2 separate regions of the Homo sapiens genome follow, and region 1 is linked to region 2. A link is a loop called in an ENCODE intact Hi-C map of the cell type or tissue named here. Cell type or tissue: ovary. All regions are shown on one strand. Links, peaks and the distances in the headings refer to the core of each region. The heading gives the core; the rest is flanking DNA. Region 1 overlaps ACKR3 (atypical chemokine receptor 3). Region 2 overlaps COPS8-DT (COPS8 divergent transcript).

Region 1 (8,805 bases), core at 510-8,509, 430 kb after region 2:
GAACTCTGAGAGATTTCTGGTGTTTAGGCCTCCCAGTCCGTGATGTCTTGTTGCAGCAGCTGAGCTGACTGATACATCATCTGAGCTCTGTTCTCCTGGGGCCTCCTTTGGCCCTAAGCTGAGGATTTGGGAGCAAGTACCCCAGTCAGGGAGTGGGTGAGGCAGGAGAGGGGAGGGGAAAAATCCAATGGAAGGTGTGATCAAGGGGAGACTCAAAGCATAACGCACACCCTGAAGCTGGTCCTGCCTTGTGGCACAGGAGCTGGGCTCTTACACAGCCATACTGCCAGGCACTGACTGTGGGACTCCAAGGCATGTCCAGCCCTCCTTATGTTGAGGGGTCCCAGTACCCAAGGGCAACAGCTTGAGGGGTGCAGGTCAAGTTTTCAGTAACTCAGTGCACGGGCCTTGTGGGGAAGGGCCGGGTAGAGGGCAGGGGATAGAGAGCCGTGGGCACCAGGCACCTCTGCCCGTGCCCAGATTGGGTTTTGCATGTAGAGATGACCCTAATTCCTTGGCTTAAAAAAATTTGGTGTAGGGGAGGGTGCAATATGACGAAGACACTGGGTCTTGCTGACCAGGTGAGACTGTGAGCGATGGAGACACTGGGTCAGGGCTGGCCAGGTGAGACCGTGAACCCAGTATGAAAATGTAGTCTCCGCCTCCTCTGAACCGCCACGGAGACCAGCATAGGCCACTGCGGTGTGTGCCACCAGGCAGGGATGAGGAGAGGAGCTCAGGCTTACAGAGAGTTGCCCCTTCCTTCTGGAAACACACGTCCAGTGGTACCTTCTACAGCAGGGAAGAGCTGAGAGCCATGATAGAATTAAAATTTTGCTTCCCCACAAGTTCTATTTATACTAATCCTGTGATTGTCTCAAGAGGCCCCGCCTTGGGTGCGGGGGTGAAAACTGCTTGCTGCCATTGGTGTCTGGGTCTCAGCCCAGGCTTGTGCTCATGAACAGTGCTCCAGAGGGTCTCCCACCAAGCATCGCATACTCTATGAGCACCGCCTGCAGCAAGGGTGTGGCTCAAGGGTCTGCCTGGGGTCAAGCGATCCTCAAGAACAACCAGAGCTTTCGAAAACCTCCAGGGAAAAAGGGAAACCCATCTGACAGATGTCGTTTTTGGCTAAGCAGGATTCCCAGATAGTCATGAACTCCGAGCTGCTTGTTTGATTGTCCGAGCGGGGAAGACAAGGTCCCTGGCTGCACAGCAAAGCCAGAAGGAGGCTACAGCCATTGACCTGCAGAGCCCAGAGGCCTCTCTGTCCACTTTCCCGACTTCCTGGCTCCAAGCCTCTTTTTCTGTCCTCACTGGTAGTGGCCATGATGACCTTTGATTCCTGCCATCAATAGCTCTTACCGCACAATGATGACAACATCAGTGTTTGTCAACTTCTGAACACCTCTCAGACACCTCCGCTTTTCCTTGAAGTGTCTACCCCCAAAAGTGATGGCATCCCAGGAACTGAGGCCTGCCATCCCCATACCTCATCCCCGGGGCTTGCCCTCCGAGGTTCTGGCCATCGTTGGGCCAGGATAGGAGGACTCCTTTTTAAGCCTTCCCAATTCCCCCAATCTAAAGGATCCTTCCAGAATCCTTCTCACCATGTTGCCCCTTAATGATTTCTCTACGTCTCATTCCCCCTCTCCCCTTCCAGGCTGGGAGCATTTTAACAGGAAAAAAAATCACCCTCGGCCATCTGTGACATTTTTAAGACAAGCACAGAGCAGGGCACACAGTGGTCGCGCACTAAAGCTTGTCCATCAGTGAGTGAACGAACAAACGTGTGGATGGATGAATAAATTAACAAGAACGAGTGTGGAATATGTCGCAGGGAAAGACATTCACCGTCTGCATAGCTGGGCAACGGACGATTTTTCATTTACACTTTGGGCTGCGCATGAAATTAAAATTCTCATTACAGTGTGGCACGAAACACAATTCACACTTTTAACAACGGCCCTGAGAAACGCAACGGTGGGGAAACCTTTAATGCGTTCGTCCTATTGACGAGCCCCGCGTAAAGGAATGAAAAGATTAGCTTCAAACACTTTCATGTGAAAGGCTAAAAGGAAGCAAATCCAGCATGGCACGGTGGAGCCCAAGGCCCTTTCAGACACGCCACCGCCACCGACAGGACATGTTTGCCGCTCGCCCCATGACATGTTGCCGTGCCAACATACATTCTGAGTCACCCAAGCAGATTTAATGCCATTGCCACAATGACTTTCTCTTTGCCTTTTCTTCTGAAAACTGTGAAAGGGAAGATGCCGACCTACCTAGGAAATGATTTTAATCAGTTTAGTTCCGGAAATAACTATGGAAATTCAGATTTTTTCATTCTGCTGCTTCTGAGCATTACAGGGAACAAATGGCTGATGAAGCCACCACTTTTTTTCTCCCAACCTGTCGGGAGAAATGACATGATTGTCAGCCGTTCCGAATCCCACATGGAAAGGTCTGGGTGCATAAGCATATGAAAAGCCAACAAAAATGAAGCTTTTGAAAAATAAGAAAAACTCCAGAATTGGGCATTCCTCTTCCCATGCCATCCAGATAACCATATCCCCCTTCACAGGGGTCCTGTCCCCAGGGCTGTTGATGTCAGAGCTGGAGAAGCCCAGCCCTGAAAAACCTAGACAAAGGCCATGAGCACCGCGCCTGACAGCAATAGACAGGTGAACATGAACCCCTTGTAGACTTCAGACAAACCCGGAACGAATGAGGCACACTAGAGGCGTGATAGATTTCAATACTGTGACATAACTGGACAGCACGTGGGTTAAGCATTGGGCAATATAAAAATGAATCATGCCGATAACAAAACGAAAAAAAGCTTAGAAAAGGGTTAGGAACATTTGCGTGGCCCTACGCAGGTTTCAAAGTACTTCACTCATTCTTCTGTCCATTCACTCAACTGCATTGATTCGCATATATGCTCTCTTTCAATCTCTACAACAATCCTTTAATAAAGGTGGAGAGGTAATTTTGAGGGTGAGGAAACTGAGGAGAAATATTTCTAATGCCATGGAGCTAATAAGAAGCAGAACTGAATCTATCACCCTGGTCTCATGCAGTCCTGTCCACAGCTCTGTCCTGCTAACCGTGTTCTTTCTGGAGCTTTTTAGGCAAAATACTTTAAATCTTAAATTACAATTTAAAGCTTCCCAAGGGTACTTAAAATGTCTACTAATGTTTAATTTGTGTGTTCCTATTTCAGGAGTACATCTTTTATGTAAATGGCAAATGCCCCAAATTCCTGTAGTTGAAACATATTTGGGCACAGTGGAGATGCTGGCGTGAATCCACATTGCATGATTGTCTGTGCTGCCCTGGCCTGTTAGGGTTCTGCTGAGTTGAGGGGCAGGAAATGGAGAAGCCATGGCTCTAAGGACTCAGATGCTTTTCCCCAGGTGCTCTGTGTACCCTCAGTGAACTCCCTAGGCAGTGAATGGCATCCAGAAGTCTTGTGTCTTAATGGTTGGCTTTATCCTAGGCCAGGGTCTCTCCACCTCCACTCAGTTGACATTTGGGACTCAGTAATTGTGTTAGTCTGTTTTCACACTGCTGATAAACACATACCGGAGACTAATTTATAAAGAAAAAGAGGTTTCATGAACTCACAGCTCCACATGTCAGGGGAGGCCTCACAATCATGGTGGAAGGTGAAAGGCATGTCTTACATGGTGGCCGGCAAGAGAGAAGGAGAGCCAAGTGAAAAGGGAAACCCCATATAAAACCATCAGATCTCATGAGACTTATTCACTACCACAAGAACAGTACGGGGGAAACTGCCCTCATGATTGGGAGGAGGCTCCAGGAAACGCCATCAAGAAAGCCAAAGCTGCTTTTCTACCAGCTGCCTCAAGTTATCTCCCACCAGGTCCCTCCCACAACATGTGGGAATTATGGGAGCTAGAGTTCAAGATAAGATTTGGGTGGGGACACCGTCAAGCCATATCAGTAATTCTCTGTCTGGGGGCTCTCCTGTGCACAACTGGCTGTTCAGCAGCATTCTTGGCCTTGACTCACAAGATGACATTAGCATTCCCCACCCCAAGTTGGGACAACTAAAGATATCTCTGGACATTGACAAATGTCTCCTGGGGGTGCAAATTGTCCCCAGTTAGAATGAGTTTGAGACAGATGTGCCTCATCTTTTCACTCACCACCCACAGGCAGATATTCTCTTGCCCGATTTCTCTGAAATGCATTGTTTCTTCTCAAGAAAAATGCAAATTATGCCCAGAGAAAGTGGTCAGAATGGCTGTTGTTCTCTGAGCATGTACTATGTGTGCCCCAGGCACCGTGACATGCATTTTGCAGAGACTGTGCGATCTGATCATTACGATTACCCTATGAATCAAGTACTATCATCGTCCAACATTATAAACAAGGAAGCTAAGTTTAGCAAAGCTAAAACCTGGCCCACATTCCCCAGGATAGTAAACAGTGATGGTTCTTTGGGCTACACACTTGGCAGAGGCCTGAGACTTTGAGAAGGCGGATCTCAACCCTGTGGCCCAGGCTCTCGCTAGGATGGTCCTAAACATGCACATGGAAACTGTGTCCAGGAGTGTGTGTTGGTCACACAGATGGTAGCAAGTCTAGGTGTATGCACAGGTCTGTGTGAGCGTCAGAGACTGCACGAGGTGAGCAAACTCTGCTACTCTGCCAGAAGAGTTTATGGAAGAGTCAGGCCGTCCTCAGCCATCCTCAGGGCAAACGAACCACCATAAATCTCAACCACTTTCGAGTGGTTTAATGTCCTATCAAACCTCATTCAAACTAATCGTGTTCCATATCAAATGTCATTGATATCGAGACTGTGGGATCTTAGCAGTCCCTGCATAAATGCAAACCACCAGGGAGCTTTTCCTGGGAAATCCAAGACTAAGAAACAGGAAGTGGGAAATGTTCTATAGCGGTGGGTCGATCTTTTAAAGCATTTAGCCCACCTGAAACCACTGCCCCTGAAGGACTAAAATCTCAGTGGCATAGGCCCATGCAGAGGTATCCCTGGCACTTAGGGGCAAAAGCTCATACCTCCAGGAGAAAGCTCTGGGAACTTTCTCTGCTGTCTTCCTCAGCCATCCATCCCAACAGTACAGATCCACAGCACGCCACTTTTCCCCAGAGTTCTGAGACACCTGTGCTTACCTAAATGTGATGTCTCCCAGATCCATTACATATATACAGCCAATATCCTCAGAGTAGAAGCCCAGTAAGGCAGAATTTCCACATTCCTAATAAAATAGACCATGCCCCGGAGCTGCTGCCTCCTGGAGAGGCCCCAGGAAGCATCGGCTACAGAAGATTTAAAATGTATTGCTGCTCTGCCCAGATCTGACCACAGATATCAGTGGGGTCCCATCCCAGGTTGCTGCGAGACTCTTGGAAGGACCAAAAGCCATCAGCCAGCAAATAGATCGTATTCCCTTGTGCTCAGATGATTTTCCATCTGGGCTTTTCAGCGGCATTATTTTTCTTCTTCACTTGTGGGGAACCTGGGGTACAATCAAGGTCAGCAGCTCATACGTTGAACCAGATGGAAAGCATTTAACACTGACTCACTGATGACGGGCTGCCATCCGGGCTGCTGGGGGTGGCCTTCCGCTGCCCACCGCCCGCCATGCCTTGGGCATTTCAACCATGAAACAGGAGCAGAGTATTAGAGCCTGGGATGGGAGGAGGCTCCAGGAAGCGCCATCAAGAAAGCCAAAGCTGCTTTTCTCCCAACTCTGAGGTCCCACCCTGTGCCTGGGGCTCCAGACATCCTTCCTGGGGTCCAAGGTCATGGCGCTAACAGCTTTCTTACCACATCAGGAGGCGGGTGTCTTGGAAGATCTGTACAGAGAAAAGGACGCCAAAGAATGACCCTCCAATGGCAGCACTGCAGGCCCTCTAGTCCCTGGATTTGAGGAGAGCCAGGGGTCTCCTGTCCACCCCTCCTCCCTTCAAGGCCCACCCCATATCCAAATACAGCTCAGGATTCTCTCTGCCTCTTCTACACCACAGTCATAGGGTGGGGCTGATTTTTTTTTTTTTTTCAGTATTAACTCCCCTCCCCTCAGGACACTCTGTGTCCCTTGACCCAGCCTCTGTTATCCCACCTGGCTCCAGGGAAGGACCCTGCAGTGGAAATCAAAGGAAAGAGATTTTGAGTCCAGATAACTAGGAATAAACCAGCAAGTCTTCCAGCCCCAGGCAGGACAAAGAAGGGGATTTCTAGAAGGAACAGAAAGAACACAGTCACTGGAGCATTCCCGAGATGGAGCCTGCCCCTGCAGACAGCAGACCCCAGGGACGTCGGAGGGTCTGGGACAGTAGGCCACGGTGCCCTGGGCCCTGTGGGAGATGGAAAATCCCCCCAAAGCAAAAGGTGCCACCTGGTGAGTCCGGGTCCAGTTCAGTGTCACCCTCCCTCCCCACCCCCTCCACTGCAGTGTGGGAGGAGGCAGCTGGGGCAGCCCCCAGGCTGCAGAACAGCAGAAAAACAGAAAAGGGCCAGACCAGTCTCACCATCCAGCGAGGCAAAAGCAGCAGCAAGAGCCACATGAACTGGGGTGGCAGAGGAGCCCTGCAGAAGGATCGACAGGTCCTCTCAGACATCCACGTAGACACACAAGCCTGAAAGACCCTCACCCACCCCAGCACTGTTAGCCCCCGGGAACCTACTGAAATTCTAGGGTAAGCGGGTGGGAGAGACCGCTGGATGGACCGCGATGGCAATTCAGCATAGCAGTTCAGTTGAATGCCTTTTACCGCCCATCTATTGCAAGGCTGAGCATGTGGACTGCAATTGATGCCCTCCTCCCCCTCCCCATTTTGAATTTACTACTGGAAAAGTGTATTTCTGCCTGAACTTGACCCCTAGAAGGCTCACAGCAAACATGCAAGCCATTTTTATCGTCAAGGAACACATATTTGGGTCGAGAACTTTCCCGATTCCATGTTGCCATCCTACCTACTCTTATTTTCCCTTCTTCTTGGTATCTTTGCCTCTTGTATGCTGTTATCCCACTATCTACATCATTGTTATCGGACCAGAATCCCACTGAAGACCAGGTGTATATATGCACCTGAGGATGTACATGTGTATCAAGAACATATTTCCAGTAAGTTACAGCCCTAGTTTCAAAACTCTAAGCTGTGAAGACCTTTGCAGGAAATAGGATTCCCCTGTAGTGCACTCGGTCTATGGGCCCCTGGGGACTGCAGGGCTGCCCATTGTGGGTCTGTGGGGCAAGGACTTGCACAAGGTGCTTTCCAACCTAGCAGCAGCGCCCAAGCCCACAGGTCAGACGAGCATCTGGGTCTGCCTTTGGGTTGGCAAACAGCTCTCTGTGCAGAGAGGTCTTGGCAGAGGTGGAGGTGGTGAGGGCAGTGCTGGGAGCCCAGCCCCTCTCTGAGCCCCTGCCCAGCTGACTCGTCTGTTGAAGTCTCCGCCATTCTTGTGGCTCCAGGTAGAGTTAGAGAGGGCACAGCAGGAACTGGCCATTCTGAGAGCACTCTTTCCAACCACTAGTAAGGACATGCGCAAGCTGGGGATTCGCTCATTGTGTGGCCTCAAGGGGGTAGCTGATTGGCATGGTTTAAATGAAAACTCTCAATAGGAAATATTGCCCCTGGAGGTGTTTACCTTAGCAGATGAGATTTAAGGGGCTGTGCCACTGGCCCTGGAAGCACACAGGTGGTACAGATGAGGACACCAGTCCTGCACCCTGAAACTCTCCTGTCTGGACGGAGAGTTCAGACAGGTTCAGAACAGAGATGGCTCTGGCCAGCAGGAAGTAGAAGCAAGTGGCACCTTCTCTGTGCCAGCCTTCTCTCCTAGCTGGACCCTAGCAATCATCCCCCACACCAAAAACACTATTGCCTGAAAATTTTTTTAAAAACCATGCAGTGTGCTCAAATGATTTTTTCTTTTTATATCATTTCAAACAAGTTAACCTGGTAGCTTTTGCTTTACAGCAGCACTCTTTTTCTGAGCATGTTCATGCAGGTGGCCTGTGTGTGCCATATATATCCATGAATTATTATCATGTGTGCTATTCAAGTGCCAAAACACACTTTGAAAACTGAGACTTGATGCATTTTTAGGAAACAAAAATCTTTATTAAAAAAAAATAACTTACAAATTGAGAGAACTCTCTGAAATGCAACTGTTCGTTGTGTGTGCAGATTTGCAGTCCAGAACAGTTTTTTGTTTATTTTAAAATGTAACTTTACAATACTATTAATGTCACAAACTGCATTACAAAGCAGTTTTCGTTCCATATCCCGTGCCGGTACAAAACACCACACAGATATAAAACTATGGTAAATAAAACATTTCAGCCAAGACTGGCATATATTTATATATTTATATATATTTATATATATATAATTTCAAAACAGCTAACAATTAGTGTCATCCTTAGTCAAAACTGAAGTCACGCTAACCTTAAAACTACAACACTCTGAATATATGTCAGCACTATGCCTCCCAAACAATATTTAAAATATATTTAACTTTCAAATACATTTATAAGGTACACCAATAGTGAGAAAATAAAGTCTTAAAATTTAAATACAAATCACCATATAAAAAATTCAGGAAACACAGAAAATCCTATCTTACAGAAGTCCAGGCAAGCCTGTCCTCAGCTGGCTCTGACGCACAGCACTGCTGTGCGACACAGCTCTGCCTGTTGCAAAACTGTCAGCACGCACAGCCAAATGACAGCTGCGTCATCAAGAGAAAGAGAGAATGGATGCAGGGGGCACGTGCTCCCCTCTTCACTCTACTCAAGCATC
Region 2 (8,805 bases), core at 403-8,402:
GGGTAATGAGATCATCCCTATCATTGTTTCTATAATGTAGGCAGTTAATTTACTATACTACCTTATATTATAATTTTTTCTTATTCTTACCACCAGATTCTAAGCTCCTTGAAGGCAGGCACTTCTTCTAAATCATCCTTACGTAGCCATGATTCCCCCTCCCTCTCTCTCACTTCCAACTCTAATGCATGCATTCAGGCTTTCTTCTGGTGACACATTCAAAAAATGTTTGCTGAGCCCCTATTAGGGACTAGAAGTGACAACAAGAGGACAAGGCTCAGCTCCGTGGACCTTGCGGCTCGGCACAAGGCAGGTGCCCCGAAGCTCTGCTGCTAAATCTGCCTGCTGGACTCATGGCATCCTACTCCTAAGGCCTGGCCAGTGGTGACTTGGGCTGTGGCCGAAGCTGAGTGAGCATTAGGGACCAGCACTGGGTGTAGAGCAGCCTTCCGTGGCAGGGCCTTAGTGAGAGGAACTCAGAAGAGATGCTAGCAGAAGGTGGGAGGTGATTGAAATGCCAGAGACTCAGGGGGTCCCAGGGACTAGTTTGCTAGCAGAGGTGGTTGCATTTTCTCAAATTTCTACAAGTTTCTGGAGTAAGCTTGGAAAGCCAGGCAGCTTCTGATGAGTAAGCAGAGGCTGCCACCGCACAATGTGGGGACTCTAACTCCCGCCGGTCAGCGCAGAGGGAATGCCCGTCTGTCCTGCGGTGCAATGATCAAAGGCTTCCTTCATGGAATTCTCCCCCTGCATTCCTGCTTTCTTGTGAGAATTAGTTAGACATTTCACCTTAACTTCACTTATCGGAAAAATTGAAAGGATAAGACTAAATTATTTTGTATCTATTGAGCTAATGTTTGCATTTCTAACTTCCTAAATCGTCTTACCTAGGCTGCTTGAAAGAAGTGTGTCCTAGACTTAGAATAATGTTTAATTTTTAGAAGATGCCATTCTCTTTCCATGGAAGGTCAGTAATTCCAAAGAAGTCAATATAACATTATCCAGTCCTTCTGTTAACATTTTGATTGCTTTCTTTGTCAGAGTCTTCTTGTCTCAATGGTGAAAGGTATAAACGTTTCAACAGCTGTGGAAGAAATGTTTATTACCCTTCAGTTAGGCAAAGAGATCCGTCTTCCCCAAAACAATGCTTGGGGTTAAAGACTTGCCTCCCCTTTGCAATTTAGTTTGCACCTTTATTTCTGAGAATGACTTCAATTCAGGCAGTTGATAAATCAAGGATCTGACTACAAGAAAACCCCCTCCTTCTTGTCCTCTGTGGCCAAAAAGGATGGTGTTCTGGTTTGTGGTGGTTGTTTTGGGAATGAGTGTTGTTTGATTTTCCTGTAGAGGTTTCTCAAAGAAGCTGACTTGATTTTTCCAGGTGCCCCAGTCTGTTACATCACTCCAAGGCATCAAGAACAGCTCAAAACCTCTATACTGCTGGAGATGGCAAGTTAGGGTAGAAATCCCCCTGGTAGAAAATCAAATAGCTTCAGGTTCCTTGAGGTTCTCACCTTTTGCCTCAATCTTCTTTACCTGTTAGTTCCTTCCAGTATGGGAAAACCCCTGGAGACACTGCAATGCCAGTGGCACCAGGAGACCCCATGTGAGGGCCATTCTCATTAGGAGCAGTCAGACCCCCTTGGCAGTGCCACTTTCATCCCGTATCCCATGCTTGGAATCCTTCCAGTCTCCCCAGTGTCAGTGGGACAAAGTGGAAACACTAGAGTCCTCCCTGGGAAGGCACAGGTGACTCCAGCCAAGTGCTCTCTCTCCCACCTTCCAGCCTCTCTGGTAGACATGTCCTGTTCCTGGCGACCTCGGGCATCTGGGCTTTCCATGTTCTGTGCTGGCAATGGCCTCCAGTGGCCTCCGGGGCCCTGCCCTGTGAACATCTCTGACTATGACCCACACTGCAGAGCCCAGCCTCTGTCACACACTGAATGGCCCAACCACCTGTGCACACACTTTTTCTGCACCTCCCTAAGTTAATTATTATGTACTCCATAAAGGGATCTTGGAGATCATGTAGTCTGACACCCCATTTAGTAGGCAAGAATATCGAGACTTAACAGGCAAAAGAGTTAATTCACATAGAACCCAAGGGTCCTGGTGTATACTTGAGCAGTACATACACTAAAATTGGAACAATGCAGAGAAGATGAGCACGGCCCCTGCACAGGATAACATACAAATTCATGAAGCATTCCATCTTTTTATGTTTATTCCAATAATGTTCATGATAGCAAAGTCAGGAAATCAACCTAAGTGTCCATTAATAGATGAGTGGATAAAGAATATGCGGGGCCGGGCGCAGTGGCTCATGCCTGTAATCCCAGCACTTTGGGAGGCTGAGGCAGGTGGATCACCTGAGGTCAGGAGTTTGAGATCAGCCCGGCCAACATGGCGAAACTCCTTCTAAAAATAGAAAGAAAATTAGCCGGGTGTGGTGGTGCACACCTGTAGTCCCAGCTACTTGGGAAGCCGAGGCATGAGAATGGCGTGAACCCGGAAGTGGAGGTTGCAGTGAGCTGAGATTGCACCACTGTACTCCAGCCTGGGTGACAGAGCGAGACTGTCTCAAAAAAAAAAAAAAAAAGGAAAAAGAAAAAGAATATGTGGTGTATATATTCAGCCATAAAAGAGAATGGAATCATGTGTTTTGCAGCAACATGGATGGAACTGGAGGCCATTCTCCTAAGTGAAATAACTCAGAAACAGAAAGTCAAATATCATATGTTCTCACTTAGAAGTGGGAGCTAAACAGTGGGCCCGCATGGACATACAGGGGAATCCTTGGAGACTTCAGAAGGTGGGGAGGATGGGAAGTCGGTAAGGGCTGAAAAATTACCTGTTGGGACCAGTGTTCATTATTTGGGCAGTGGGTACACTAAAAGCCTAGACGTTACCACTATGCAACGTAGACATGTAACAGAACTACCTTCCTACCCCCGAGATCCATAAGAATAAAAAAAATACAGTGGGGAAAAAAGGAGCCCCAGGGTCATTTCTACTACACTGCATTGTCTTTTATTTTGTTGTCTTATCAGCCTTTTTTTTTTTTTTTTTTTGAGATGAAGTCTCACTCTGTTGCCCAGGCTGGAGTGCAGTGGTGTGATCTTGGCTCACTGCAACCTCCGCCTCCCAGGCTCAAGCGATTCTCCTGCCTCAGCCTCCTGAGTACCTGGGATTATAGGCGCATGCCACTACCCTGCCACTAATTTTTATATTTTTAGTGGAGACAGAGTTTCACTGTGTTGACCAGGCTGGTCTTGAACTCCTGACTTCAAATGATCCACCCACCTCATCCTCCCAAAGTGCTGGGATTACCTGCATGAGACACCACACCCGGCCCTCTTATCAGCTTTTGTTGCCCATCTGTGAATCTGTCTGATTTCTCCAACCAGATTCTCAGCCCTTTGAGAATAACTATGTCTTGTTTCCTTTGTGCTACTACTTATTTCCTTTGTAACAGTCAGCAGAGCCTGCAAAGAAAGATCCTCTGGCTGAATTGATGGATAACAGCTGTGTGCTTTATAAAACAGCAAATCACCAGGACACCCATCTTGGAGACTGTTGTGACACTCAGAACAGGGGCTGTTGAGCTGCTGATACCGGAAAGCAAATCGTGCCTTATCATAGAGCAGACCTGCTGGACAGAGATGGAGCGGTCACTTGGTCCAGTGTTGTAATTGTTCAGTGCAGACGCCGAAGCCCAGCATGCTGAGGTCATACAGGTATCTGGTACTGAAACCGGAATTGGAACAATGTCCTGCCCTGCGTTTGTCACTTCAATGCCCCCCAGTTTTCCTGGACAAAGGTTTGCATGAATAGGAGCTGAGGGAGGTAAGGAGGAAGGCAGAGAAGCTGCTGCACTGAACAGAAGTCAGGGTGCTGTGCCTCTGCGTGTGTTCCTGCAGCAGGACCCAGCAACCGAGGCCAAGGAGGCTCCCAAACTTCTCCAGTGTCTTTCCCAAGCTTCTGCTCTTCTTTCTCTTTTCAGCTAACCTCCAGGCTCTCTATCTTTTTGTCCTTAGGCTATAGTCTCTGATTAAGATATACTCGCTTCCCGCTTAATGGAACTCATCACATCAGGTCCTACCTGTCCCCAGAACTCCCTTTTCAATTACAGAAAACGGCCCGCTGATCTTGGAAAGGGCTGGCAGGCGAGGGACCCTCCTCAGACTCATTGATTCTTTTGGTCCTGCTTTTCCAAAACTGCTCCCATTTCTGTCTCTGCCTTCTGTCTCTGTCAAACAACCACTGTCAACAGTTCTTTAAACCAAAAATCATTGCTCAGGAAGCAAATTTGTTTGCGGGAAGAATGACAGTCTGTCGCCGTGCAGAGGGTGGCGTTCATGACGGTGCTTGAAGGAGTTCACAGGTTAGGCCAGACAAAGCCCAGCGCGTTCATCAGGCAGCTTGAGCACGGGTTGTCTTTCGCCTTCTTGCTGGTTTGACATCGTGGGTAAAACCTGGTCATTTTTCCAGAAGGATTCTGAAGAGATTGTGTAAATTGAAGAAATGGCTTGCTCTTGTTAGGAAAGCAAAGCCAACTTTTGAGATATTCAGGGAATGTGAGGTCTAGTGGACTCTTTTACTGCCAAGTTTCTTATCATGAGAAACCGCTCTCAGCTCCTTAGTGGAAGGAAATGAAATGTATGCAAAGCATTATCGGCTTACTCAGATAACTGCACCAGCGTAAACCAGGTTGTGACTAATTTGCAAACTTAGTGCAGGGAAGGTCCTTAGACGTGATTCTGGAATTGCCAACCCTATGAGCTTCCACAGATGCTATGGGCCACTTTTAGAGCCCACGGATTCAGCATGTGGCTGTTGGGAACAGGCTTTGCTATGAAAATCAGTGATGGCTTATAATGCCTCTAACTGCCATATATGTTTTCACAGGATTATTATTTATGATCTCAATTAATATTTCCATCTGATTAGCAGTGAAACAAACCAGGATGTGAGGAAATGGGAACTTAATTAAAGGTTGCTGCCCAGTCAGGGTGGCATTCCAGATCATGGATCCTGTTATGTAGGAGGGACGCCCAAATTCGCCCTGAGCATGCCTCCCTTCCTCTTCTCATGCAGCCTCTAACTCGGGGTGTCTCTTGCAATGCCACTTAGAATAGTTTCGCCGAAGATGTAGGTGATTAATCAAGGCCCCGGGTGTCACAATGGCCCATTGTCCCAGAAGGCATTCCTTTGGCCGGCTTCTGACCTTTTCTCTTGGGGCAAGTGTGCATTTTCCCAAACTCTTAATGGACAAGAACTCACAGACAATGGCCCTGCATGTAACTTTCATTTGCAGGATGGAACAGAGAATGTTCGGGTTGCTGGAAGGAGGGAAAAGGGCATGCATTAACTCAATCTTTGTATTCTCATCAAAAAACAGACACGTATTTTGAAGAGGACAGCTTTCCACTCGGTTTTTTATATTTAAAAGAATCAATTGTTCATAAGCCCATCGTGATAATATTAAAGGAAATTAAAATAAAAGACTCACTCACAGTCCTATCACTCTGACACTCTGGAAATCTAATTATTTCCGTTTACCGTGTTTCCCTCTAATCTTGTCCATATACAAAGTTTTTACTCAGTTGTCATCAAAGCTCCCCTGGCTTTTAAAAGAATTACATTGTGATGGAGATATCTCTTTTAGATAGTTACGTACCATTATTAAAGATTCAAAATATCATTAATTTCCGTCAAGCTCTATTATGTTTATCATCTATCACTGTGTCAGCACACTAATCACCTCCTCAGCTGCCTCAGGACTGCAGCTTAACTATTTACTTTTAATAGAAATCGGACCACTGCAGCCTTTCTCTGCACCAACAAAGACATGCCATTTCATGAGCTGTTGATCCCTTGAAGCAAGTGAAGTCCTTTAATGGTCTCCTACATGGTCGAGATTTTTTTTAGATGATGAAAATGAAAGGTCACAGAAGTCTGTGGAAACAAAGAGATTCATCCCTATTCTCCTGTAGTCCCTGGATGATGAGCAATTGTGGACAGCAGCCAGCCTTTACACAGTAGTGTGGAGAATTCTGCAGGAGGGATGCTTCCTCCAACCCTGTGTCCCCAGGCTTGGCTGACAGCTGCCCAGGCAGCTGAGATGAGGGAATTGGCTCAGGTTACCCTGAAGGTGCAAGCTTGGACCCTGGCTCTTTCTACATGCACGGTCCTATCCCTGTAAGAAAGCATGAGAATAGGGGCTTTGGAATCAGATACTCTGGGTTCAAGTTCAGACTTTCACATTTACTTAATATGTGATATCAGGTAAGTTATGTGACCTTCCTCATTCTTGTTTCTTCATATTTGAAATAGAAATTATATTGCTCATTCATTCAATAGATATTGATTGGGCACAGTTCTAGATACTGGGAATATAACGGAGTTTACAGATGAGGAATGGGGAGGGGGTACAGATGCTGATCTAATTGTCATCCTGTGAACTGCAAGTGCATTCATTAAGGAACAGAATACCATGCTATGAGAGCCCATTAAGAGGGAACTTGAACTTGTTAGGCACGTCAGAGAATGAGTTCACCAGCTGGGGACTGGAGGGAACAGCATTCCCATTACAGGGAACAGAAAGTAGATAGTCTCTATACTAAGAGGAAGCATTGTCACCAAAGGTTCCACAGAAGTAGGGGGGCCAAGAAGCACAGGGGCCAACGGAGATGTGGCGAAGGGGTAGGAGCCGTGGTCCCTGTTAAGAATTCCCTCCCTGTGATGGTGAATTTTAGGTGTCGACTGCATTAAGGGTTGCCCAGCTAGCTGGTTAAGTGTCATCTCTGGATATGCCTGTGAAGGTGTTTGCAGAAGAGGTTGGTGTTTGAATCAGTAACTGAGTAAGGAAGGTCCACCTTCACCCAATGTAGGTGGTCACCATCCAATGGGTTGAGGGTTCAGATAGAGCAAAACACACACACACACACACACACACACACACACACACACACACACACAACGCAAAGGAAAGAAGAATCTCTTCTCTCTCTTTTGGAGCTGGGACAACCTTCTTCTCCTGCTCTCCTGCTCTTGGACATCAGAATTCCAGGCTCTCCAGCCTTCACACTTCAGGATTTTCACCAGTGGTCCTGGTTCTAAGGTGGTTGGCCTCAGACTGAGAGTTACCCTTACCCCAACAGCCGACTGATTCTCAGGCCTTCAGACTTAGATTGAGCTATGCTCCTGGCTTTCCTGGTTCCCAAGCTGGCAGAAGGCCTATTGTGGAACCTCTCAGCCTCCATAATTGTGTGAGCCAAGTCCCCTATTAAATACCTTCTCATATATCTATTTTTGTATCTGTCTATGTATCAATCAATCTATCTACCCATCTATCTATTTATCCATCTATTTATCTTTTCTGCCCTAACACATCCCCTAAGAGCAAAGAGAAGCCATGGAGGGTGTAGCAGTGCCTGCTATAACGAGACACGGGCACTGAAATGTCTCTCTCACTGCAGCTTGAAGCTGGTATTCCCGGTGAGTTGGAGCAGATGCAGGAAGACCAGTGGGTCTCCAGGGAATTCACCTGGTTTCCTCTCTATTCGAATCTGGCAGCTGGCTTAGTTCTTGGGATAGCGTTAGTGCTGAATAAATATTTGTTTCAGTGAATGAATGATCTAAACTGATGATTGTGGAGATGGGGAGACTTAGACGGATTTTAGGCATACTTAGGAGAGAAGGTTGACATTTGTTGCTGCCTGGTCTGGGGAGGTCACCATCCAGGCACCCTTGCTGATTGTGGTTGGGACTCCATGTCTGGGTTCAACTTCACAGTGACCTCAGCCGGGACGACTGGAGCCCGTTGGCTCTGCCCATGGTTTCCATATAGAAGATTAAATTTTCTCTCATATTTCCCTCCTGGCCTTTTATTTCTGCCTCCCGCATTCCCCAGTGTTCCCCAGTTGTATCCTAGTCAATTTAGAATTAACACCCACTAATGAAAAAAACAAAAAACAAAAAACCCAGAAGTGGCATGTTGTTTAAATTCCATATCCCTCTGCCTGATATGTTTAACCTTAATATTGTATAAGTTCATTCCTAAGACCATGAACTCTTTCTTAATGAATTGTCGTGTATTTCATGGACAATGTAAACCACGCAGTACGTATTCATTGCTGAGTAATGATATATTCAGCCTTGCAGGTTCATCCTCAGTCAATATCTTGGACCATTCTGTAAGCATCATTGTCTCCAGAATATTCAGTTTGAGCCTTTGCTCAGTCTCCAAAACGTTCTCCGTTGTTGGCTACATTCCAGAAAACACATTTGCCCCACATAATAACAATAATAATAACAATAACAATAATAACATCAGCAGCAGCTGAAAACTATGTAGTGCTTCCCATATGCCAGGCACTGTTCTGAGTGCTTATTTCACAGAAACATACCTTCTACACTAATCCTCCTGCAAGGTTATTGAGTTGTACGAAAGAATTAGCTCAAGAGGGCTTTACAAAACACATCCATACTATGTACAAACACTATATATTTGATAAGACACTATCAATAGAAAATGAGCCTAAACACTATTTACTTAAATATATGTTTAAAGTCCTTCTGTTTGGTTTGTAATATTAAAGTGTTTTTTCTATAAATGGTACATTCCTTCATTTAAAAATTAAAACACTTAGGGCTGGGCATGGTGGCTCACGCCTGTAATCCCAGCACTTTGGGAGGCCGAGGCGGGCGGATCATGAGGTCAAGAGATCGAGACCATCCTGGCCAACATGGTGAAACCCCATCTCTACTAAAAATACAAAAAATTAGCCAGGCATGGTGGCA

What was found. Hi-C counts contacts between places; a loop is a spot of excess contacts. Peaks named below come from ENCODE experiments on the same cell type or tissue, not always from the same donor. Only the 100,000 strongest peaks of a DNase experiment are listed, where the experiment ranks them.
Region 1: it touches region 2 in a loop (1.9-fold over the local background); 13 of 110 quality-filtered maps call a loop at or near these places.

What each region holds. Positions count from the first base shown.
Region 1 is chr2:236,581,652-236,590,456 of GRCh38, reverse strand. ACKR3 (atypical chemokine receptor 3) reads right to left here. Exons shown (of 2, transcript NM_020311.3): 2 at 8,103-8,805. Among named protein-coding and RNA genes, the nearest start is that of ACKR3, 16 kb to the right of the region's middle. In ovary, for the core only: no CTCF peak of the experiment used is centred there; no DNase peak of the experiment used is centred there.
Region 2 is chr2:237,008,617-237,017,421 of GRCh38, reverse strand. All of the region lies in intron 1 of COPS8-DT (COPS8 divergent transcript), which reads left to right. It also overlaps the pseudogene RNU6-1051P. Among named protein-coding and RNA genes, the nearest start is that of COPS8-DT, 73 kb to the left of the region's middle. In ovary, for the core only: no CTCF peak of the experiment used is centred there; a DNase peak (open chromatin) is centred at 4,373.